Linked DNA regions of Mus musculus: regions 2 and 3 are each linked to region 1. The links are chromatin loops, found by intact Hi-C in ENCODE. Cell type or tissue: left cerebral cortex. All regions are shown on one strand.

Evidence for each region. Hi-C counts contacts between places; a loop is a spot of excess contacts. Peaks named below come from ENCODE experiments on the same cell type or tissue, not always from the same donor. Only the 100,000 strongest peaks of a DNase experiment are listed, where the experiment ranks them.
Region 2: a loop joins it to region 1, with 4 times the contacts of the local background. A loop is called at or near these places in 8 of 42 quality-filtered maps.
Region 3: it touches region 1 in a loop (2.6-fold over the local background); 6 of 42 quality-filtered maps call a loop at or near these places.

The regions. Positions count from the first base shown.
Region 1 is chr11:35,976,834-35,984,833 of GRCm38, reverse strand. It overlaps Wwc1 (WW, C2 and coiled-coil domain containing 1), which reads left to right and starts at 4,307. Exons shown (of 23, transcript NM_170779.2): 1 at 4,307-4,863. The coding sequence starts at 4,745. In left cerebral cortex, a CTCF peak has its summit at 4,210; DNase peaks (open chromatin) are centred at 5,334, 6,289, 6,784, 7,271 and 2 more places; H3K4me3 peaks cover 2,787 bases; H3K27ac peaks cover 1,747 bases.
Region 2 is chr11:35,920,857-35,928,856 of GRCm38, reverse strand. The region is part of intron 1 of Wwc1 (WW, C2 and coiled-coil domain containing 1); the gene reads left to right. Among named protein-coding and RNA genes, the nearest start is that of Wwc1, 56 kb to the left of the region's middle. In left cerebral cortex, a CTCF peak has its summit at 6,537 (motif pointing left); DNase peaks (open chromatin) are centred at 1,339, 3,236, 7,563, 7,833 and 1 more place.
Region 3 is chr11:35,911,714-35,919,713 of GRCm38, reverse strand. Wwc1 (WW, C2 and coiled-coil domain containing 1) reads left to right here. Exons shown (of 23, transcript NM_170779.2): 2 at 4,429-4,538. Among named protein-coding and RNA genes, the nearest start is that of Wwc1, 65 kb to the left of the region's middle. In left cerebral cortex, no CTCF peak of the experiment used is centred here; DNase peaks (open chromatin) are centred at 155, 3,072, 3,827 and 4,607.

The DNA of each region.
Region 1 (8,000 bases):
CTTGTTTTGCAGCACTGTATTAAGCATTGAGGACCCAGAGGTAAATTAGAAATGTCTTCTGAGCCAGGCTTGGTGGCACACGCCTTTAATCCCAGCACTTGGGAGGCAGAGGCAGGCAGATCTCTGAGTTCGAGGCCAGCCTGGTCTACAGAGTGAGTTCCAGGACAGCCAGGGCTACACAGAGAAACCCTGCCTCAAAAAAAAAACAAAAAAACAAAAAAGAAATGTCTTCTGCCTAGACTCTCCTGTTGCCAAAGTTTGCTCTACCCAGACTTTCTCTCTGGCTTTGTTTTGTTTTTTTGAGACAGGTTTTCTCTGTGTAGCCCTGACTGTCCTGGAACTCACTTGTCTCTGCCTCCTAAGTGTTGGGGTTAAAGGTGTGCACCACCACTGCCCGGCCTGGCTTTGAATGTATTTTCTCAACCTTGAAACCACCAACTCCAGGGCACGGTTATGAACCTCAAGTAACACGTGACTGAACAGAGGGGATGTTATTGGCTCAGTCACCGAACATAACAGTGTGTGGTCTCCAGGACCCGTGGGTCGGACGGTATGAGGTAGGGAGGTATAGTCATGGAGTGGGAAGACAAAACCCAGGAGAGGTTCTCCAAGCCTCCAGTCCTTTAAAGCATGCAGATGCCAGCCAGAAACCACTTCTGAGATAGCCAGCTTTCTCTCCCTATCTTTCACTGTCTCTGTTTCTCCATCATTCCTCCTACTATTTACTTTATTGGTTTTATTGTGTGTCTATGCACATGTGATTGCTGGTACCTTCAGGCCAGAGGTGTAAGAGATACAGGCAGTTAGGAGCTGCCAGATGTGGGTGCTGGGAACAGAAACCATGTCCTCTTAGAAAGTAGTACATGCTCTTACCCAGTGAGCATCTCTCCAGCCTCCCTCTCTTTCTCTCCCTTCCCCCACCACACTCAGTTTCCCCTCCTCATTCCCCGTGAAATGCTGCCCCATCTCTTTACTTATTCATTTATTTACTTATTTATTATATATAAGTACACTGTAGCTGTCTTCAGACACTCCAGAAGAGAGCATCAGATTTTTTTATGGATGGTTGTGAACCACCATGTGGTTGCTGGGATTTGAACTCAGGACCTTTGGAAGAGCAGTCTGTGCTCTTAACCATTGAGCCATCTCACCAGCCTGCCCCATCTCTTAAGACATGTGCGGAACCTGGCCTTTCTTTTTTGCTGCAGTGAACACTGACTTTAAGATCATGATAACCTGCTGGCGAGATGGCTCAGTGGTTAAGAGTGGCGAATGCTCTTCCGAAGGTCCTGAGTTCAAATCCCAGCAACCACATGGTGGCTCCCAACCATCTGTAACAAAATCTGATGTCCTCTTCTGGAGTATCTGAGGACAGCTACAGTGTACTTACATATAATAAATAAATAAATCTTTAAAAAGGGGGGGGGCTGGTGAGATGGCTCAGTGGGTAAGAGTACCCGACTGCTCTTCCGAAGGTCCAGAGTTCAAATCCCAGCAACCACATGGTGGCTCACAACCATCTGTAAGGAGTGTCTGAAGACAGCTACAGTGTATTTACATATAATAAATAAATAAATCTTAAAAAAAAACAAATTAAAAAAAAAGATCATGACAACCTGTGGTGTTGTCTCCCATGAGCTGCCTAACAGTGAATGCAAATGCAGACTGGGTGTGGCTGGTAGTCTCTGCTCAGCCCCAAAGTTATCCATAGTTCCTAAAAGGAAGACCAGGAAGGCTGCCTGTCTCAGTTTGGATTCCTGTGGTTCAGTCACCTGCAGAATAACAACCAACTCAACCTATCATAAGGCTCAGCAGCTTTTACCTTTGGCGTGCTTGCCCTGGGCCTCTGAATGCCTAGAGATGATTCACCCGGCATTGCAGGGGGGCAGGCCACCATCTGTAGATTACATCACCCTGCTTGCAGCTTCTGGGAGATAACCTGGGATCCTAAGGCCTAAGCTTTAAGGAACCAATTGCTGTTCCAAGGCATGGTCTAAAGGTATAGAGGAACAAGCCACTGGAAAATGCCAAGCGGTGGGCATCTGGCATACAACACATTCATCCAGGAAGCTTGGAAAATAAGGCACACACACACACACACACACACACACACACCCTAGTTGGATGTGTCATAAGCAGACAAGCGTACTTTTCAGGAAGGAAAAGACATGGGTTGTCTGTGTTTTTTAGCAGAAAATAGTTCAGTTGAGCCACACTTTATAAAAGTGTGCTGGTCATCAGATCAGCCAGGGTGCTCCACGTGGACCCCTTGGTGATAGCTTAATCCCTTATTTTTCTCATTTCTTTCTTTCTTTTTTTTTTTTTTTTTTTTAATTTTTTGAGACAGGGTTTCTCTGTGTTCCCCTGGCTGTCCTGGAACTCACTCTGTAGACCAGGCTGGCTTCGAACTCAGAAATCCACCTGCCTCTGCCTCCCAAGTGCTGGGATTAAAGGCGTGCGCCATGATGCCCTGCTTCTCATTTCATTTTGCTCTTCCCAACCAGGTGGAGGGACTCTTCATTATCACATTTTTCTCAAGGGAGAGGCAGGAGGATGCTGAGCTCAAGGCCACCCTGGACTGCATAGCAAGAATCTAAAAAAACATTACAAACCCTCGATCTAAATACAATGAAGCATTAATGGTTGACCCTTCAACCATTGGTTTCACCGGTGCTAGGGTGCTTGTGTCTCTTCTTAGCTCCATCCCTGGCCATCTTGAAGTTCAGTGTCCTCATCTCCAGAACGAGGAGAAGTACAGTACCCTATCCAGGGCTTTGTCGTGAAGATTAGCTGAGATCATACTTGAAAACGCAAGCCTCGTATCAGATCAGCACGTGTTGGAAGTGATGGTTCGTTCACACTTGTGATCTCACACTTGGGAGGCAGAGGTAGGAAGGGGAGATAACCATAGTATAAGGCCAGGCAGAGCGAGGTCTCCCAGGCAAAAACTCAAAACAGATTGGCTGGTTTGGTTCAGTGAGGATGCATGCCTGGAGTTTGATCCTAACAGAACGGGGGAAGGAGGGCACTAGAAGTACTTATAATTGTGAAGGCTTTGCCCATCACAGGAAGTCTGGAGGGAGAACTCCCCAGCAGTTGGGTGGGTGGTGAGGACCTCCCTGAGATCTGAGATCCCTGGCTTCGAAGTATAATATTGATGGGATGGAGGAGGAGCTACACCCGTCCCCTATGTCCTCAGGGCATTTAGATTTGAGGAGCCCACCCTAAAACGCCTTGTGTATCAAACAGGGGATCCCCACACAGTACAGGGAGTTAACTGGTTACTCCCCACATTAAGGGATTGATTCAGACAAGGCGCTGGACTTCGTTCTTCCAGTCCAGTTTCCTGCCTCAGGCACAGTTACATTTGCACTGGGGGAAACACCAAACCTAAGAGGGAACTTTTTCCCCTTAATTCAATATTGCTAATGTCTCAAGACATTTACTTATTCTTGTTTCAGGGTTTGCCTTTTCTTTTCTCCTTTCTTTTCTCCTTCCTTCCTTCCTTCCTTCCTTCCTTCCTTCCTTCCTTCCTTCCTTCCTTCCTTCCTTCCTCCCTCTCTCTCTCTTTCTTTCTTTCTTTCTTTCTTTTCCTTCTCTCTCTTTCTCTCTCTCTCTCTCTCTCTCTCTCTCTCTCTCTCTCTCTCTCTCTCCCTCTCCCCCTCCCTTTCCTTCCTTCCTTATTTATTTATTTATTCCCCCCCCCCGTGTTTGCTAGTTTGACTCAGCCTGGAACTTTTGGATTTAAGTAATCCTTCTTCAGCCTCTTGAGTAGCCGAGAGACAGGTGCACTTCACTATGACTGGCAAAATATGTCCTTCCTTCTCCTCCCTTGCCACCCGCTGGAAGTCCTCTTAGGAAGCAGATCCATAGCATTCCTAATTTTAGGGACCCTAAGGAAAGCCAGCTACATTTGCAAATTACGGAGAGGAGGGTTGAAACAACACGGGGAGAACTGAATAGGAGGAAGACAGATGGTGTGAGTGCTGGGGGGGAAGGGACGAGAGATCCTGGAAAACTTATGTTCGCCGATTTGCAAGAATGTTTTCACTTAACCACTTCTTGCCTGACTCCTGGTTCTCAATCACAGAAAACAGGGTGTGTCAAGATTTGGGGCCACACGCGCCAAGAGCCCGGACACTCTGGCGTAGAGAGAGCCTAGCCTCCTGGGGCAGAACGGGGTGGTCGGCGATTGGGACTGTCCCACGAGGGGGCGCGTCTCGGGCTCTAGGACCCGCCCTCGCCGCGCTGGGCGCGGGGAGGAGACCCGGGAACCCTGGAGCCCGGCGCTCCGCCTCCCGTTTCCGGGGCAGCGCAGTTACCTGCACCGCCGGAGCCACACCTGGCGGAGGCAGAAGTCTCGGGGCGCGCGGCGGGGCTCCGGCAGAGGCTGCGGGCGGCGGCGGCGGCGGCGGCGGCGTGGAGCGCAGCGCGCAGCGGCAGGGGCAGGCAGGCGGCGGCTCGGGCCGCTCTCCTGGCTGGCTGGCCGCGGACTCGGGCCGGCTGGGCGCCGCGGCGGGCGCACATGGCAGCGTGAGAGGCGGGCGGCGTGGGGCTGGGGCCGCAGGGCCGCATGGACAGAGGCGCCACCCCGGCCGGCCCCCGTTAGGGCCCCCGATCCGTGGGCGCCACTCCCCGATCATGCTGCCTCGGCGGCCGCCTGGACCCAAAGCGGCCAGCCCGAGCCGCTGAGCCCCGTGGCGGCTGCGAGCTGCATGGGGGAGCGCGGGCCAGGCTCGGGAAGATGCCCCGGCCGGAGTTGCCCCTGCCGGAGGGCTGGGAGGAGGCGCGCGACTTCGACGGCAAGGTCTACTACATAGATCACAGGAACCGCACCACCAGCTGGATCGACCCGCGGGACAGGTAGGACCCGGAGTGCTCCGACCCGGACCCGGCACCGCGCCTGGGCCGCACCTGCCCTTAGTGTGCAGGGGGACTCTGCGTGTCTCTTAACAGGTCTTAGTTTGCCCCCTCTACATCCTCACCCCTCCTTGAGCTGTACAGGAGTACAAAGCTCTGAAGAGCTGCAGAGAGGGGCGGACGCCAAGCAGACTGCCGGCAGCCAGTCCCAGGTGGAGGACTTAGGCCCTTGTAGCACCTGCCCAGAGTTTTGACCTTAAGCTCTAGCAGGGTCCCCGGCTCATTTAGAAAGCGACGTCTGGCCAGGGTGAAGGCAAAGACCAAAACCAGATGAAGCGAATCTTCCCTGGGAACTCCCTTGGCTGAGGAGGGGTGATCTGGCATGGAGGGGTGGTAGGGAGCCCACGGGTCGCTGGGAAACTACTGGAGGAAGGACATTCTGGCGAAGAGAAAGCAGCTTTTTTGACAGGTGCTTCGTTGGCTGCCGAGAAAAGCTTTGGAGCAAGTCTGGGGAAGCCGGAGGTGGGAGGGGAGGGAGGGAGCGCGGGGGAGGGCAAAAGAGGGAGACTGGTTCTCCAGGAATCTCACAGCAAGTTGGAAGCTGTTAGGATGCAGATAGAGGTGAGAGGCCTCTGGCAAAGCCCTGCCTGCCCTAGCCTCCTCTCCTCCCTTCCTTCTGGGGCCAGAGGCTTCTCCACAATCCTGACCTTGGTGGGCACCTCGCTGGGTGTGCGTAGCATGAGCTTTTCCTGAGGCAGGTAGTCTTATCATCCCAGACTCCTTCCCACTTTCAGTTACTCACACCTGGCCCACATCTGCCCAGGAAGGAGGGGAGTCGTCCTTTGCCAAGAAGGAGTGTGGTCAAAGTATCCTAGGAATGTTAGATTTTCACTTGGTCTGTGACCTTGGGGGTTTGGTGCACGTAAAGCCACCCAGGATGAATTTTTTGAGCCTTTCATTTTATGGGGTTCAGATGAAGGGGATCTGAGACATCCAGAATGGGGTGTATAGCAAGATGAGGGTTAAAGAAAAACGTAGGAAGCAATGAGTTCACTTCCTCATGAGTTCGTTCGTTCATTCATTCATTCATTCATTCATCGTTTCTTGAGTTCCTACTCTGCTCAGCGCTAGTACTACAGAGTGTTAGACAGGCTGCTTTGATCTTTTGGCCTCAGTTTCCCCTTGTGTCTGATGAATGGTTTGCTTGGGAAGGAAGGAGTGATAGTGGAAACTCAGAAGCTAGACAGACAGGCCAGCCAGGGCTACACAGTGAGACCCAAAAGTTGGAAAGTTTTTAGAAAACGCAAGCCCAGTTCCTTCCCACATGCCTCACTCCACCTCTTCCCCCTCTCTTTCTCTGTGTGTGTTTAATAACGGTGTGTATGCCTGCTTGACAGTGTGTGTGCATATGGAGGTGGGTGGACAATTGTTACAGTCTAGTAGCTCCTTCCACTTCACAGCCTCCGTTTATCAAAGTCAGGGGTCAGGCTCAGGGGCAAACCGCTTAACCCACGAGCCATCTCACCAACTATCAACTCCAATTTCCCCTTGCTTGTTTGTTTGTGTATTGCTTCAAGATAAGATCTTACTGGGTATCCTTGGCTGGCCCAGAGATCTACCTGCCTCTGCCTCCAGATGGTTGGGATTAAAAGTGAGCACCACTTTACCCAGCTTATTTCCCCGTGTTTAAACGTAAGAGAAAAATCTGGAACCCAGAGATGTGATTTGCTCCTAGTGTTTGGCTATTTCCACTTACAAATTGTCCTTGTGCTCTGCCTTTTAACCTCTAATCTTGTCTAGTTCTCCCCAGGCCTCTCAGAGCGAGGTACTCCAGGGGGCTTTGTAACTGTGTTGGGAAGCTTGGCAACTTGTTACCCCTTAGAACAGACAACTTCAAGTTTATGTGTCCTCCAGCATAAGTCCCTGCAGCTGAGCCCAGGGTGCTGTGTGAGCCCAGGGTGCTGTGTGAGACAGGGTGCTGTGTGAGCCAAGGTGCTGTGTTTGTGGATGAGCACTGCTTTGCCAGCCTTGATGATGACCGAGCATCTGAGAGAATAATACAACATAGAAAACTTCTCAAAAAATGCCAGTCATGCGTTGCCCTTGGAAGAGGGCAAGTGGGTAGCTTCCCAAGAACTGATTTGACTAGAAGGTAATAATATGCCAGGTTGTAGAGGTGTGTGCCACATGTGTGGCTTTCTGGCTACCTGAACTGTTGCTTAATGCTTGCCTTTACACCAAGTCATTAAAAAATGTTTTTTTTTTTATCATTTTTACTCATGGGAAACTAGCAATCTCTAGTGCCATCAATAGAAAAGAATCTTTAAAAAGATACACCTCTACGTTGCCTACACTACTTACTATGAATCACCGTCTGCACCAGGCCAGGCCCAGCAACCTCTGCGTTCAGCAGACTGCCTTGGTGAGATGTCACAGCCATAGCAGTGCTTGCCGGAGCTGCGCACAGTCTTTACTTTTGCCTGCCTCTCCATCCCGCCTGCACTGAGTTTCTATGAAGCCCCGAGCTTGGGGTCAGGGCTGCAGATCACTCTTGTGGCCAGCCAGCCTTGAGAGTTTGGGGGCACAGCTTCTCCATCTTTAAAATCTCTTGTATGCCTGGTTAGAGGTTGTCCCTTTTAACCCTGCCAAGGTGGGCATGGGCTCGTAGCTTAACCTAGGTGAGGTTTGAGGGCTTCCCTTTCCGTGGGTGATGGTAGCAGTCTGCTGAGTGCTCTCCATGAGGCTCCCAGGGCTGTGATTTCAACCTTCCTGTCTCTCCGTACCCCAGCTTTTTCTGAGACAGAAGAGGAGTTATGATGGGGAGAGATGGGGAGCATAAGCTTGGGTCAATTTAACAAAGCTTAAAAGAGCTGCCGGGGTTACATGAGGGGTGAGGGAGGAGAGGTAAATTCCCCCAGAGTAGTTAGTTTCATCTCTGTAACGAGTTAATGGTGTAAAACAAACAAATGAAAAGAAACATATTTAAGAAAATTCCACTCCTTGAGTGTGTGTGTATCTGAGGCGCACATCACAGCCATGCCTGCCCATTCCCCTGAATTTCAAAGAAGTAAGTCAAATGGTCCTTCAGTTGGAAAAGGGATTTCTCAGCCACCAAGGACAAAATAGTGTCTCCGGTTACC
Region 2 (8,000 bases), 56 kb after region 1:
TGAGGTAGGGTGATAGCGATGTCCATGGATAGCAAGCCCTGTTGTGGAAAGAAAAAAAATAGCTTTAGATTCGGGTTTATTTCCAACTTCTTAATTAGGGGGTGTCTTTTTGTGAAAGAAAATGAGATTTCGTTTTGAATCTTTTAATCTGTATGCATGTGCATGTGTGCGCGCGCACCACGCATGTGCTCGTTCTGGAACTGGAACACGAATGCTCAGTAAGTGTCCCACCCCTGAGGCACATCTCCAGTCTTAAGAAGCTTGCTGCTGCACAACGGCAAGTCACTACTGCATCTGCCTTCAGTACAAGTGAGGTTCTTTGGACCTTGTGTCTGCTAAATCCTTCTCTGACTTTTGTGTGATTGATCTTAGATCGTGACAGCGGCTCCTAGGTTGCTTTCTGAGAGTGAAGTCTCCTTCTGGTTACCTAATATACGTTCCCATCTTTCCTGTTTCCTTCAGCCAACTACCTTCTCTGCCAAAGTAACCCCTTCATTTTTCCTTCTATCCAGATATTATAAAGGGAGGCTTCTCCTGGAAGTGACTTCTAATTACATGGTATTTAACAAATCCCTCCTTCTGGTCACCCAGTTTTATCGAATCAGCTGTCCCATTCATTTTCAGAGCAGCAGTAAAGACCCACATTCAAATCTCCAGCCCATCTCTGAACAGCCAAGTGACCCCAATCACTCTTAACACAGCTTCAGGAAGGCACCATCTGGACCAGGGCAATGTAAAAGAAATGTGTAGCAAGACTACAGTGAGAACTTCCCAGCACAGCACATGGAAAAGCCCTGAGCTACTGTTAGGCTGCTCTCATGTCCCCAAGGAGAAAGAAACATTTCACCCAACTCTAGGTGACAGTGACTGTGTTATGACAAATGACACCATGAATACCTGTCCTGGAAGGAAGGAAGGAAGGACTGGACCAAAGTCTCCTAGGTGGATATAATGCCACTCCTGTCATTATAAGAAGGGCAGTGGTTGAGAATTGTGATGGCACACCTGCACCAAACCCGCCAGGCATACCCAGACCCTAGGTGGGCTCACAAAAGGCTCCCTGGTGCTATCAGCCACACTCGGGATCTCAGCGGGGACACTGGGATCAGCTAGTCTGTGTCCTACTCAAATCAGTCTGAGCTGGAAGCTCGTGGGATATCAGGAATGCCACAAGGTCTTTCCCGTGCATGTGTGATCTCCACAGCCATTGTATCCGTGTGCATGTGTCTCCCTCGTTCTTTCCCTCACTCTTCCCAAGCCAATTGGGAATTCAGACCTTCTCTTCTGGCGCTGGAGCTAAATGCATCTGCCAACTGTGTGCGGGTTTCTTTTCCAGTGGCTCGCCATCTGGAGTGGCATCCTGCCTTCCCTGTGGTGGCGTGCCTATGGGTGTATACGTGCACTCACGAGCGCACAGGCCAGGGTATTGTGTTCCCCGTCTCTGCTTGACTGAATGAACAGGAAAGAGCAAGCGCCCACGGAGAGGACAATGCCCTGAAGTCATCCTTGCAGTGAGAATGAATAATTCATACTGTATCTGCCTCTTTCCAGGGCTTCCCAAAATAGCCTTTTTAATTGTCCGAGTGTTGTGCTGCTGGCTTTAATGCCATTGCCTTCAGCTCAGAACACTTTGGCGCTTCGTGTTGACTTACCCAGTCAGACTCTCCCTTGGAAGCAACATTCTATTCAGTTTTGTCTCTAGAAAGAAAAGATGGAGGGAATTAAAGAAAATTATACTTCTTAGAAGGGAAAACTATTTTCTTTGCAATTTCTGTGGACCTCTGTGGTCCTGAAAATTAAATTAGGGAAAATTGGATGGGTAGGTAATGTAGATTTCCCTCTGTGGTGTGATCAGCAAACACTTGGGAGTCTACAGACCTTGTTTGTTTGTTTGTTTGTTTTTCACCACTGGAGCTGGCTCAAACCTGAGAGGGAAGCCATGAATGCAGTAAGTGGCAGAGGTACAGGAATGGGGCTGTCTAAGCCTCTTGGAGCCCAGTCGATCATGTTGCAAGCTCCATATGCCAGACATGGTGCTGCAGGAGTTCATGTTCCCCCTGATGGATTTGGTTTTACTTTAGCATGTGTCCTGGTTGGTGGTTATTGTCAGCTCAATACAACCCAGAGTCAGAGAAGAGGGACCCTCAACTGAAGAACTGGCCAGATCAGGTTGACCCGTCTCTGAGTCTGTGAGAGGTTATCTTAATGGATGATTGATATGGGTGGGCCCGGCTCACTGTGGGTGGCACCATCCTTAGGCAGGGGTGTCGGGGATGTCTAAGAACATAACCTAGTGAACACGCACATTGAGCAGTGTGTTCTTCATAGCTACTACTCCTCAGTTTCTACCTTGAGTTCCTGTTCTGACCTCCATCGATGATGGATTGTGACCTGGAACTGTAAACCAAATAAATCCATCCCTGTCCATCCCTGTCCAAGTTGCTTTTGGTGATCATAGCAACAAAGAAGCAAATAGAAACATGTCATTATTCTACACCCCAGTCCTTCCCTTTGGGATAGAAATGCTTACTCTGTGCCATCATATGTTAGGAATTTGTTATTTACACACGGTATAGAATATATAAAGTAATACATTGCAACCATAAACCACGACGTACTGTTTTTTTTAATTAATCACAGTGTTTGTATCATATTTGTTTTGTTTTGTTAAGAAAGAAACGTTTCAAACTTGCATGTTTATTATTTCAGAGGGGTGGTGTGGGGTCTAATGTACCCCCAGGCTAGCCTTGAACCCACTATGTATGTAGATCAGGATGGCCTTCTAAAACCTGGGGTCACAGGCATGTGGGGTCAAACAGGTGTTTGTTTTAATTGACACACCAGTGTGTAGAGAAGTACAAAAGAATACATGTGTGAAATCAAGTTCCCATGTTCCTAAGATGTGTTCAGAACCGGTTCCTTTAGTTGATCTTTCACTAAGTTGCTGATATCTGGGCCTTTAACCTTGTCCTTTGTGTTACCTGCACAGCCTTGTTATCTGGCCCTCACAGGAACCTGAGCTTTGGCTGCTGGGCTCCAGCGCCTGCCTGGCACTTGTGCCTTAACCTAATTTCTACTTTCAGGTTCGGTGTTCGGAATGTTGCTAGACAGGTCTGTTCACTGCCTCCTCCGCCCTCCCCTCCCCGCAGCATGTGGCTCCTGGGAGTTGAAAGAGCTCACTTTTACCAGTGGGATCTCATCTCAAGCCTGTGACATCCATTCCACCAGGAGCTGTGCTGGTGCCATTGGTAGCTGCGCTCACACTGGCAGGATATCTATCTCCTTGAGGATGTAGCCTGACTAACAGCGGTGACATGTTGCCAGAATTAGTCCTGCACAGTTCCAGACAGGCCGGGTTCCAAGGTGCTTTAAAATGGGCATCTCGGACTGGAGAGACGGCTCAGTGGTTCAGAGCACTGACTGTTCTTCCAGAGAAGCCAGGTTCAGTTCCCAGCAAACACCACTCACAACTGTCTGTAACTCTTATGCAGAAACACATGCAGGCAAAACACCAATATGCACAACATAAAAATAAATAAATAATTTTAAATGGGCATCTCAGAGACAATGAAATGTAGAGCTGTGGACTGGCCACAGGCAAGGCCTGGTCCTGTGTGAATTATCTGAGATTCATCTTGTGTTTTTGAGGTTAAATCCCATTCTCCTCTTGCTTAATGTGTAGGGTGTGGGTGTCTGCCTCACACAATTAGTGTGAAGATAAGGGACATGGTTAGTTTTATGTACAAGTCGAATGCATGACAGACTGGGGTTGCTGGGTTTTGCTGTCCGGGGGTGGGGGTGGACATCTGTGTGCCCATGAATGTGCAGATGATGTGAGCACCTGATGTGAGCACCTGACGCACGGGTGATAGATATTAGGTGTTCTCCGTTGCTCGCTGTCTTTTTCTCTTGAGATAGCATCTCTCACTCTACCTGAAGCGAGGCTGAAAGCCACCAAGCCTCAGCAACAGTTCCTCCTGTTGTCCCACTCACCCTGCACTGATGTTACAGGCCTGTGCAGCTCCGTACGCGTGCCAGGGATAGACACTCAGGTGCTCGTGCTCACCTAGCAAGCACTTCCCCACTGCCTCAGTCATCTCTCCAGCCCTTGCTCTCTTTGCCCCCAAGTAGGGTCGTACTGTGCAACACATGTTGATGTAGAGTTTGTTGTCAATCTTCCTGCCTCAACTTTCTAAATACTGGAACTACAGGAATGCACTACCACAGCAGGCTTGAAAGTGGTTTAATTATAGGATATTACTGTTCAGTCTCACAATGCCCGCTTCCTTTGGGAGAGGCAGTTACTAGAGTTACAGAGGCGACGCCACAAAGAGGGCCTTAGAGATGGGACATTTCAGCTTCCTCGTTGCCCAGAAAAAAGCAGGTGCTTGCCTAAAAACAGAGGATTCAAACTCAGATGTTGTCATTCCAGTTCTGGGACTCCATCTGAACCACGCCAGCGTGGGAGAGGTCCTCGGCAGGCAGGATCTCAGAGAGCACCAGAAACCAGTTTTCTTCTTAGAGGGTCTGTTTCTCAGGTGGTGAGGCTAGTGAGAGCGTTAGCAGTCAGAGAAGGTTACGGAATGGCTACGTGTCAGGGAATGATGGAGGACTACAGTCTCTGCTTTTCCTGCTCAGAGGACATCTGGATGACTGATTCCATGGAAAACAGATCATGGCATCAGAAACATCAAAGCAAAGAGCTGAGTGTCCTCGACTCCTACATTTAAAGAGTGATGGCAGGCCATGCCAGGGGCTGTGACACCAGATGCTCTGATGAGTCATAGGCAGACACGAATTGACTTTGAGAAGCAAATTTTCTAAATTGGCCTATATCTTTGGGGAAACTGAGGCTCCAAGATGGGGAAAGGAATGGATAGAGATTACACAGCTAAGAAAGACAAGCCTGGGCGGTTTTGTAAGGATTCAGCTGAGCTCGGGTTATATGAGGGCCAACAGGGTAGGGATGTCAGGAACTCCAGTCTACTGTGGCATTGGGCCTTCAGGAGATGGTTGTCCAAAGAGGTTTGGTTAAAATTAGAGTGTCACAGTTTACTTCCGGTCCCTAGCCAACAAGCCCTCTTTCTGTCTGTGAGTTGATGTGCCGGGAGACTGTGCCAAAGCTGAACCCCGGCTGACTCTTGGTGTCATGACTGTAGTACCATCCAGAGGCTGCTTCCTGGATTTTAACCTCAGTCTGCCTCTGGATCCTTGGGTAGCTCTGGGCAAATCTCTTTGTTCTGTGTCTCCATTTACAGTGAAGGCTGGGCCATTCATTTGCCAAGGCCTTCTTAGTTCTAACTTTATTTAATATGGCTACTTCCGTGGCCCAACTTGACATTAGTGGGGTAAATAAATATCAAATAATTCACTTTACTGGCCACTCACTGTGCACTCAAATACTGTTGTATTCACTTTCTTGTTTGGCCCACAAAGACCCCTGTGTGGGTCTGAAGGATACTTACCTACAAGGGTCGTTATGGAAATGAGGAAATACCTATGAAGTGCTTTAACAGCGGCTGGTGCACAGTGAGGGCTCAATAAATCTATTTTCTTTTTTTATTCTGTAGATGGGCTTTTAAGTATCTTGCCCACAGTCAGAGAGCTAGACAGTGACAACACAGATTCAAACCCAGGGAGTGTGGGCTCAGAGCTCTGTGCTCTTGGCTGGCATTCTACAGCGTCTCTTGAGATGATAGGGTGAGCAGTGCCTTACAGAGCAGCAGGGGACTGAGCACTGCAAAGGTACCTGTCACATGAATATTCCATTGAAGACCCAGTACCACAGTACCACAGTACCACAGAGAACAGTTTCGCCTGCAGGTGGAATTGGGCTGGCAGGATGGCAGTGCAGGTTGTCACTCCCAGTTGCCACAACTGTAGTCTGAAGTCCCAGCAGGTGACCCACAGACATTCACATACACCACACAGATTCACCTGACAGTTTGCAGGCCATCAAGGAAGGAGCACGACACGGATAAACGTTGATATGGAGATGAAGGGAGGGAAGAGTCATGCCATTCATGGTACTAGCCTGGCCAGAGAGAAGAGATTTGGCAAGAGGTGAGCTACTGGTTTGCAGGGTCCAGAGGCAGAGCTGGTGGAAGGAACAGTCTAGAATCTTCCCTGAAGCTCTTTTTTTTTTTCTCTTCCTGGCCTCATGAAAGAATTCCAGGAGTGGGAGTGGCTAAATGGAGAAGCTTCTGAGTAAACGAGCCAAACCAGAGCCGGGACCTTGGGAGACTCCAGGGTCTGAGAGCAAGAAAGCAGACACAGGTGCTCTGAGAGAAGCGAGCAGGAGAAAGGGAGAGGGGGTATTTTGGAGAAACGGGCATAGGCCTTCCCAGAGCAAAGGTCATTCCCTTCAGAAAGCAAATACAGAGAGCCAAATCCCAAACACCTGCGATCTCTCAGCCCGCCTGCTTTAATTTCTATCGGGGGTTCGGGGCACAAGTGGCTTCCACAGTGGGTGGAGGTCAGAGCGTAATTCTCAGGAGTTGGTTCTCTTCTGCCACCTTGTGGGATCCGGGAATTGACCTCGGGTTATCAGAACTGTGCAAGTGCTTGTGCCCACAGCACCATTTCACCAGCCCACAGGAGGGTGCTTTCCCCAGTCCCTGCTTCTCAGGAAGGGGACGGGGTGCAGTACAAGGCTTCTTACAGCTATTTAAGCCTGAGTCATTAGTTTGCTATTGTTCCCATGCCATATTATGGAAATATGGGAATATAGCCCACTGCACCACGGCTAATGGCTAATAGCATTCGTGTGCTAGGCAGAGCCCTTTTTAAGGAGGTCATCACTGTGTGTGTCGTCTCCTTATACACGAGGAGGTGAATGTTGGTGCCTGTGCAGACAGGTGTTGCCAGAGTCAGTGAGTTGTAACTACTGCTGCTGAACACCTGGGGGAAGGAATGCTGCAGGGTGACATAATTCCCACAGTGCACAGGTGTCTCCCCGGGGAATCACATCACCAATGCACACAATCTAGGGCTCAGTTCCCTACAAGGTCTGCGCTCAACACTTTCAATGGGTCATCTTACTGCATGGCCACGCCACACTGTAAGATGGGAACTCGAGTGTTGCATGAAGGAAATACCTTTTAACAAGGTTACCTAAGACAAAGGCATCTTTAGCAAGGTGGGACCTGGAGTTCAGCCCTGGCATTGACTTTCTGACCCTCGGTAGATGACCTTGCATCCTCCTAGACCGTGAAGCTGCCAGCCTTCGTATTTTCCTTCCTTAACTTGGTCCTCTGCCCTCCCTGCCCACACCCGTTACTGTCCGTTCGTTCTCCCAACCCCTTGTCTTCTCACATCTGTCTGGCTTACCTGTCATGTATCCCTACATCCTTTAATTACTAGTGCATGGCTCACTGCCTCGGGGAGAACCCTGGCCACATCTCCTGTTGTGGAATGTCATAGGGCTCATTCCGTGTTTGAAGTGTAAACCTCCTCTCACAAGGCACACACAGTGCCTTATTCATTATGCCTAGCACTGAGAGTGGAAACAGGAGACTGGAGGATGGAGTGGGTGCTTAGCACATGGGCAGAGAACAAAGGTGTGTGACCTAAAGTCCCCACCAGCAGCTGGGAGACCCCGCACCCAGCCCCAGCACCTGCACCCGGCCTCACCTTTCTTTTGGTCTTGTGTCTAACAGACAGAAGGATGGTAAAATAAATAAATAAATAAATAAATAACCATCTCACACACCAAGCCTTTCGGGACTCAAATGTACCAGCACTATCCTGACCCACAGCCTCAGCATCTGCTACTCCTATTGCCTGCCTTTCCCTCGGATGCTTGGCACCTCTGCTGGCTAGCTACTTCCTACCTCCTGAGCACTGGAGAAGGTCACCTCAGAGACTTCTGTGACCACCCCGCTGACCTTTGTTCTCCACCCCAGCACCTTGAATGCCAGGCACCTCCGAAACATTAGCTTCTGACTGAAGCGTGCCTTCTACCCTACTCTAGAAGGACAGTGCTCAGTCTGTTTCCTCTT
Region 3 (8,000 bases), 65 kb after region 1:
GAGAGGTGGGGGGAGAAGAAAAAGAAGAGGAGGAGGAGGAGGAGGGGAGGGGAGGGGGAGAGGGAGAGGCTAAAACACTTCTCTTCATACTGATTCTCTGAATGACACCTCTCTGCACACTGAATTATTCATCTCCCTCTTGGCATTTGTTCCAGAGAGAACTTTCTGTCCAGATTTCTGTAAGTTGTAGAGTTCCTTCCCATAGCAACTTTCCTGTTTCTCATAGAAGCACACTGAGCATCCAAGGGGGAGCCCAAATACAAAAACCCAAAGCCTTTCTTTCTCTTTTAGCTGCTCTTTCTAACGACGAGCCCTATGGCTGCATGTTCCTTCCTGTTGGTAAAATGTCTGTAGTTACGGCTGACAGGAATCGGTATCTTCCTCATACCCTTCATGTCACTGATGCTACAGTTAATGACCAGAGAGCCTCACCTTCTTGATGGAAACCTGAGCAGTGTGTGGAGTTGATGAATTCCTGGATTCTTGATGCAGTTTGAGTCCTGTTCTTCTGTCCACATTCTTGCTTCCCGGTACCTTGAGAGCCTGAATTTGTACTCATGACTTGGAAACACTTAACTGTCCTATGTGTAGTGAATGAAAAAAAGAAGTAAAAGAGGAAGGACATAACCTCTCCTAGGGACTGTGGAGGTGAAGTTATAGTGTAGATATGAGTGAGAGTATAGAAAGAGGCAAGGACCATTGGGAGAGCCCAGAGTGAACATGGCCAGACTAAGCTGGGCCATGCTGAGGACAGAAAAGCCACCACCCAAGAGAGGCTATTGAGGCAAGAGAGCAAAGGGTAGACCAAAAGGGATGGGGATTGGTATAACAAAGTATCTGGGTTATGTAAAGCGGGGCAGCTGGGGTCAGCGAATGCCAGCCAGAAGGGACTAAGAGATGCTGGGAGAGCCTGGTGGTTAGTGTCTGCTTGGATATGTGAGTGGGAACCTCAACAGATTGTCCTGGGATTGAGACCAAGCATCTAGGAGCCATGGATGGTGTAGGTTTAGTGAACACCTTTGTACCAATGGCTGAGAAAACGCATCGTATAAAACTTCAGTGTCCCTTGTCTGTCTCACACATCTTCTGTGCTAGCACAGCTCCACGTTGCTCTGAGACCTACTGGGTCTTGTTAATTTTCTTTATTGGCAAAGCTTTGACTCTGGGATCTAGCACTGGAACCGCTGGTAGACTAACTATGCATTGTTAAGTATGTGCTTTCGTTTGTAAAATTGAACAAGAACATCTACTACCCAGAGAGGGAACATGGCTTTCATAGCATGCTTTGTAGGCCTAGATAAAAACGTTGTTCAATACTTAATTATGCTTACTTTATAACTGTTACCACAAATTTAGTTTAACGTAAAATTGGAACTATGTTAAAATTCTCGTATCTAGTTTTTTTCTTTGTTTTACTTTGTTTTAAGTTAGGTTCCTACTATGTAGTCCTGGCTGTCTTGGATCTTGCTATGGAGACCAGGTTGGCCTCAAACCTACAGAGCTTGGCCTCAGTCTCTGCTTCTGACTCTGCCCCTTTCTGCCCCTGCCTCTTCTGCCTCTCCTGAGTGCTGAGATTAAACGCATGTGCTCCCATACCTGCCTAGATTCTTTTTTTGTAAGTTCAGTCTCGTGTAGCCTAGGCTAGCTTCCAGTTTGCAGTGTAGCCAAGGCTGACCGTGAGCTTCAGCACCCGCCCCCAACTTCATGGATTGCAGGTGTGTACCCCGTACACAGTTGTATGTGATGCTGGGGGAATGGACTGGGGACTTTGAGCATGCCAGGTGAGTATTGCCTACTGAGTTATAGCCCTAGCCTCAGACAACATTGTAACTCAAATCTGTTTCTCCCCACTCCTCCCCCCCTTCCCTTCCCCTCTTGCCCAGTTTCCTTTTCCTTTCCAGCTCTCTTGAGAACATTATAGGCTTTTAACCAGGCATACTGTTGTGAACCTGTGACCCTAGCCCTCAGGAGGCTGGAGACAGACATACCAGGAGTTTGAGGCCAGCCTGGGTTACGTAGTAAACCCTGTCTCAAAACAAACAAAAGATAAAATAAAATGAACAAACGAAAGACTATTGTAGCCTTCTTAGCCCCAGTTTCCCCTTGTGTGTTTCGTACATACAGGCACACATAGGTACACAGGCCCAAGGTTGACTGATATCAGGGATCTTCGTTGGTCACTCATCTAACTTACTCTTTGAGAGAGACTGTCAGCCAGATGCAGAGAGAGCATCCCAGGATGGACAGTGTCACTAACCACCTTGCTCCAGGAACTCCTAGTCTCTGCCTTCCAAGGCTGAAGTTACAAGTGGGCTGCCACACTCTCACCTTGCATTTTGTGGGTTCTGGGGAGCTAAACTCTGATGATCTTGTAAACACATTAACTGCCGTGCCATGCCGCCTCACCCCCCCCACCCCACCCCCAGCTTTCCTGCTACATATTTTAACTTCAGATATGATTCCTGCTACATATTTTAACTTCAGACATGACCGTATTTAACCTACCCAGCAACCTGAAGAGTTACATTAGTCCCCACTTCACAGATGAAATTTTCTGAGGCTCTGGGAGATTAAGTTCTTGCCCAACTTACACAACCAAAGAACAATGCGTATTGGATCCTTATTTGATTATAGTTCTTAGTTTGTTGCCTATAAAAACATACCCCTGGCCCCAGTCACATGGAACCACAGTCTCCCACAATGCAGGAATGAATTATTAACCAAAGCCAATTGGTGGCTACAGGTCACAGTCTCTGAAACCCTGAGTATGAAGCAGGCGGGTGAACACGTCTGGGTCTGGTGTGCCAGTGGCTTTTTCAGTGTCACTGTGTCTCCTTGTCCCTATGTAGCTTTACGTTTGGTTTAGATGTCATCAACTTCCCATCTCTCTATCTAATGCCTACAACGACGAGCTTGCAGAGAGAAAAGCCATTTTAGAGGCTTCAGTCTATAAATGACTGTCTTGCCTTGAGCTTGTATTGAGGCGACGACAGATCTTGACAGGAGTATGTGACAGAGCAAAGCTGTTCACTTCATAGCCAGATGGCAAGAGATGAGAAGAAAAGGCTGGGGTACCACTCTCTCCTTTTCAGGAAGCACACCTCCAGTGATCTCACTGCCTAAGGGCTCCATCATTTCCTATAGCACTCAGCCAGGAGCCAAGCTTCTAACACATAGGCCTACAGCAAAGAGTCTAAGAAGAGAGCAATCATCCAGGTTAAGGAAGAGATGGTCAAAGCATCACCCTTCCTGTTCCATTGTACCTCAGCTTGCTAATCTGTGGAAAGAAGGCAAAACAGTCTCTTGGGCTTCCAGAACTGACTGGAATGAGGAAAGAGCAGACAGAAACTCGGGAATATTAGAATGAGTATTTTAAGGCCAGGGAGATAAATATGGCAGCTGTGTAGCCTGCTGGCCTAAATTCCCTTTCTAAAGCCCAGCAGTGGTACAAAGTTGCAATTCCTGCTGCATGGTGGGAGTCACACAGTAACAGAACAAGAGAAACCCTATCTTGGGCTAGAACTGATAACCAAAAGTTGTCCTCTGACCCCCACATGGGCGTGAAAACATGTGATTATTCTAGACAGAGGCAGCACTGGGGACACCTGGAAGTGGCTGTCTCGGGAAGCCACTGATGCCATGTGTTAGTTTCCTGGCTCCCGGTTCTCTCGCTGAACCCCTGGACAAATGGTGTGTGGTGCAGTTTTCCAGCCTTGACACGCCTTGGCTGCTTCAGTTACGTGATTTGTTTATCTGTCTGATTTTGCCACTAAGGCTTGGGTGATGACCACCAGTTCACACCCTACCAGTTCACACCCTACGAGATGGGGCCTCCGAGAGTTATTATTGCCAAATGATCAGTTTGAGCAGCCCGGCTGAGGAGAGCCAGCAGTGGGTGCAGGCATTTGAGATCCAACTCAATCAGCAAATAAATGCGGCTTGCTGGCCCAGACTGCTGGGGCTGGAGCGTCTGTTGCTCTAGAGCTCACGGGAGGCCAGCTTTTCAAAGGGCAAGTGGGCATGACAAATAAAAGACAGAGCCAGGACAAAGACCAGAGCGGGGCGGGCCAGCCAGCTACAGGTGGAAAAGCCAGAAGGGGCTGGAATCTGAGTCACAGAGCCAAGACTTGGCCTTAGAGCTGCTGTGCAAACTCTCACCTGGAGATGCAGAAACCCAAGGTCCAGACAGAAAGATGACTTGCCGAAGTCACTGCCACGTTAGAGGTAAAATATTTGGACTAGAATGTAGAGACCTCCCCCCATATCCTTACCCTGATGCTACTGTAGAACAGCTTCCCCTTCCCAGACAATCAAGGCACAGAATGTCTGGATCTGCAGGAATGGGGAGTTCGGAAAATAGCACATCGCAGCAGTGTTGGGAAATGCAGGCTAACGGACTGTGTCTCTGTCTCTCGTCTTCCTTGCCAGGTACACCAAACCACTCACCTTCGCTGACTGCATCAGTGATGAGTTACCGCTGGGATGGGAAGAAGCATACGACCCACAGGTCGGAGATTACTTCATAGACCACAATACCAGTAAGTTCTCTGCCTCCCTGCCCCTCCCCAGGCCCCGTCCCCACGTCTGTCCCCTTCCCTTCTCGAGCCCACCTCCACAGACGCACCAGCCGAGCCTTGAAGGCAGATTGTGTTTTGTTTAATGTAGACTTAGAGATGTCTGCGCGGATATAGATAGATAATGTATGCTCTTGTGAAAACAACAGTTCAGAAGGTTTTTTTTAATAGAATCTGAAACTTCTCTCAGCTCTAGCCTGCTCCTCAGTTTTAGAGGCTGACAGTTTCTCCTTTATAAAGTCAGCATATCGTTTCTGTAATATTGCCAATCGTGTGTTTGTACGTGTGCCTACATACATATTTTTGCATATGTTTATGAATGGCTTCTTTTCCCATTAAAAAAATAGCTGCTCATAAGAGTATCTGAAGCCCTAGCAAGCTTCTAGCTTGCTAGATACTCCTAGCATCTTATGTAGATGTATGTAAGTCCTTAGTAGATTAACATGTGAGCCAGCCGACTTTCATTTCCTATGTGTGACCATAGTAATCAATCTAAGATGAATATCTCCACTATTGCTCTCGCCTTCTGGGACCGTGACGGGGGAACTGTGAAAGACAGAAGTGTGTTGTGGTGGGAGAAGTGGAGGAGAACAGGGAAGAGTTGCCTAGCTGAAGAGAGATGCAGAGGGGCAGACTTTCCCCATCTTAATGCTAAGTCTTTAGAACCGTAAGATGGTTGTTATCCTTGCAGGCAAGAGGAAGACGAAAGGGAATGGGATTAGTCTGGCACAGTCTGAAGGCTGATAATAGGCCACCAACTCCTAACTCCCCTCTGCATCCTGAGTGTACACTCTTGCTGTGTGCTGCAATAGAGTCTCAGTAGGCAGTGTCGTACTCAGCCCCTGTGGCTGATTATCTTCATCTTACTGAGTTTTAGAGGTATCGATTGGCTGCTCAATACTCAGAGATAAAACCTGGCTGAAGCTGAGCATGGTAGTGCACACCTGTAATCCCAACCCCAAGAGGCTGAGAATGAAAGTTATGAATCTGAGGCCAATCTGGAAAACAGTGACGTTTCCAGTGTAGCTTTGGGCCCATCTCAACAAGGGGGAAAGGAGAAAATGTGGCTGACCTGGGATTTGAACTGATGCCGAAGGATGGAGTTGTACTTCTGTTCTTCCACTTCCCCTTCTAATTTTCCTCTACCTGCTATCACTGTCTTCTGGGGAAGCTGCTGTGTCTAATTCTATCCAGTTCTAAGCCTTTCCCGAGGAGATACACAGTAGTTGTGCACTTAACCCTTGCTAAGTAGAGAAGGGCCTATGTGGGTGGATGCATGAATAAGTAGATGAATGAGCGGACTGTGTTGGCAACAAAACATGGAAGGGTATCTGAGAGACAGCTAATGGCGTTAATGTCATTGTTGAGGATAGGAAAGGATTTTATTAGCACTCATGATTGCTTACCAGCTAATGAGAAGTAAATATGCCTAATTGAGTGTGTATGGGGAATGAGGTCAATGCTTGGAGGGCTGCATCAGATGCTGGGTTAAATGCTGATGGACCGGAGCCCTAATCAGCCCTACCCTGTTTTCAAATTGCTGAGAGCATCCCCCTCATTAAAGTCTCATGGCAGGAGTGGGATTTTAACGTGCTTCTGGGAGTTGCTGGAGAAACAGAAGGGAGGGGGGACCAGCAGGCTGTGGCGGAGCTAATTCTCCAGGGGATGATGGCAGAAGTGGGGTGCCTGTGTCTGTGTGTGTGTGTGTGTGTGTGTGTGTGTGTGTGTGTATGTGTGTGTGTGTACGTGTGCACATGCTGAGGGTAATAAGATGAGACCAAGCGGGAAGATGTTATCTGGTGGTTTAACCAGCTCACAGGCTTTACCTTTGGTTTGGAAGTAGTATTGTTGGCTGGAAGATGCTGTATCTGGAGATGGCTATATTGAGACAAATGCAAGGTGAACATTGCAGCTTTAATCATTCAGAGCTATGAACCCGGAGCGGTCTTACGCATATATTCTGTTCTTGGGCAAAATTCTTCACTAAATCTGTCTTAGTTTGGTTTTTGTTGTTGGAACAAATACCCTGACCAAAAGCAACATGTAGGTCAGAGGATATTTCAGCTTACAGCCTACAAGTCCATTGTGAAAGGATATCAGGGAAGGAGCTCAAGGCAGGAATCTGGAGGCAGGAACTGAAGCAGAGATCTGAAGGAATACTGTTAACTGGCTTGTTCCCCATGGCTTGTTCAGTGAATTTCTTATCCAACCCAGAACCACCTGCCTAGGGATGGTACCACTTACAGTGGGCTAGGCCCTTCCACACCACTAGCCCCACAGACGTTCCTACAGGTTAATCTATGGAAGCAATGTCTCAGTTGAGGTTCCCTCTTCTCAGACAATTCTAGTTGTCTGACATAAAACTAACAAGCAGATCCATTTGGAACTGGGCTCTACAACTCTGCATTTTGATTGGTTTTAATTTTCTGTAGTGGTCTCCTGTTGCAAAGAGAAGTTTTCTTGATAAGGAGACTACACTTGTCAGTGGGTATAAGGATAAATGTTTATACATTGTTGTCAAGGATTATGCTAATTTAGTAAATTAGTGGCTGTAGATTCTCCTTCCATAACCAAGACTTCATTAGCACTGAGTGGTTACCCTCTTGTTGGTCGGATCTTAAATCCAATTAGAGAGCAGTTAGTTACCACCAAGGCATTGTGCCACTACTGCCCCCTTAGGGTTATCATGCCATGCTGGGTAAGACTGCTGGCTGCCTCCTTGCTTTGGAAGCTTGTATGTACCTACTGGTACAATAAAGCTAGTCTTCAAGGAGAGGACATTCAGGTCAAATCCAGTTCCAGGGTCTCATTTTTTATTTTTAGTTAATTTTTTCATAAGCTTAGTCTATTACTTGGCTAGTTTTAATTTGTAGTTCTTTGCATAGTAACAATGTTGAATGTTTCCCAGATGTTCAACTGTTTTTGTTTTTTTTTTTAAAGCTACTCTTCATGTTGTGTCACACTGTCAGAAAATACTGTGTTGCTAACTTTGTGAAAAGCTAGTGTGTGGTGTGTATAAGAAACAGGAGGGATGGGTATGTTGGCACAGGCCTGTGATCCCAGCACAAGGGGTAGGAGAGAAGATGCAAAGTTGCTGAGTGTAGTAGTTGTATACCTTGCATGGAGAGTGTGTGTATAGGATGAGATCTGGAGCTTAAGATGGAGTGAAGTGGTTGTCTACAATAAACTAAGATACTGTCGAGGTGGCTGCCTTTTTGTGGGGAGAATAAAAGCCAGGGAAGGATATTTTTGGTCGTACACTTTGTAGTATGCTTAACTGTTCAACTTCTTCATAACTTGATACAGACCGACAACATGGATAACTTCAGTAAGAACAGGAACTGAAAAAATTAGCCAGGATGATCTTGAAGTGCCTACTCGGGTAGGACACTATATATTGTGAGGAACAACCATGGCAGCTGTGGG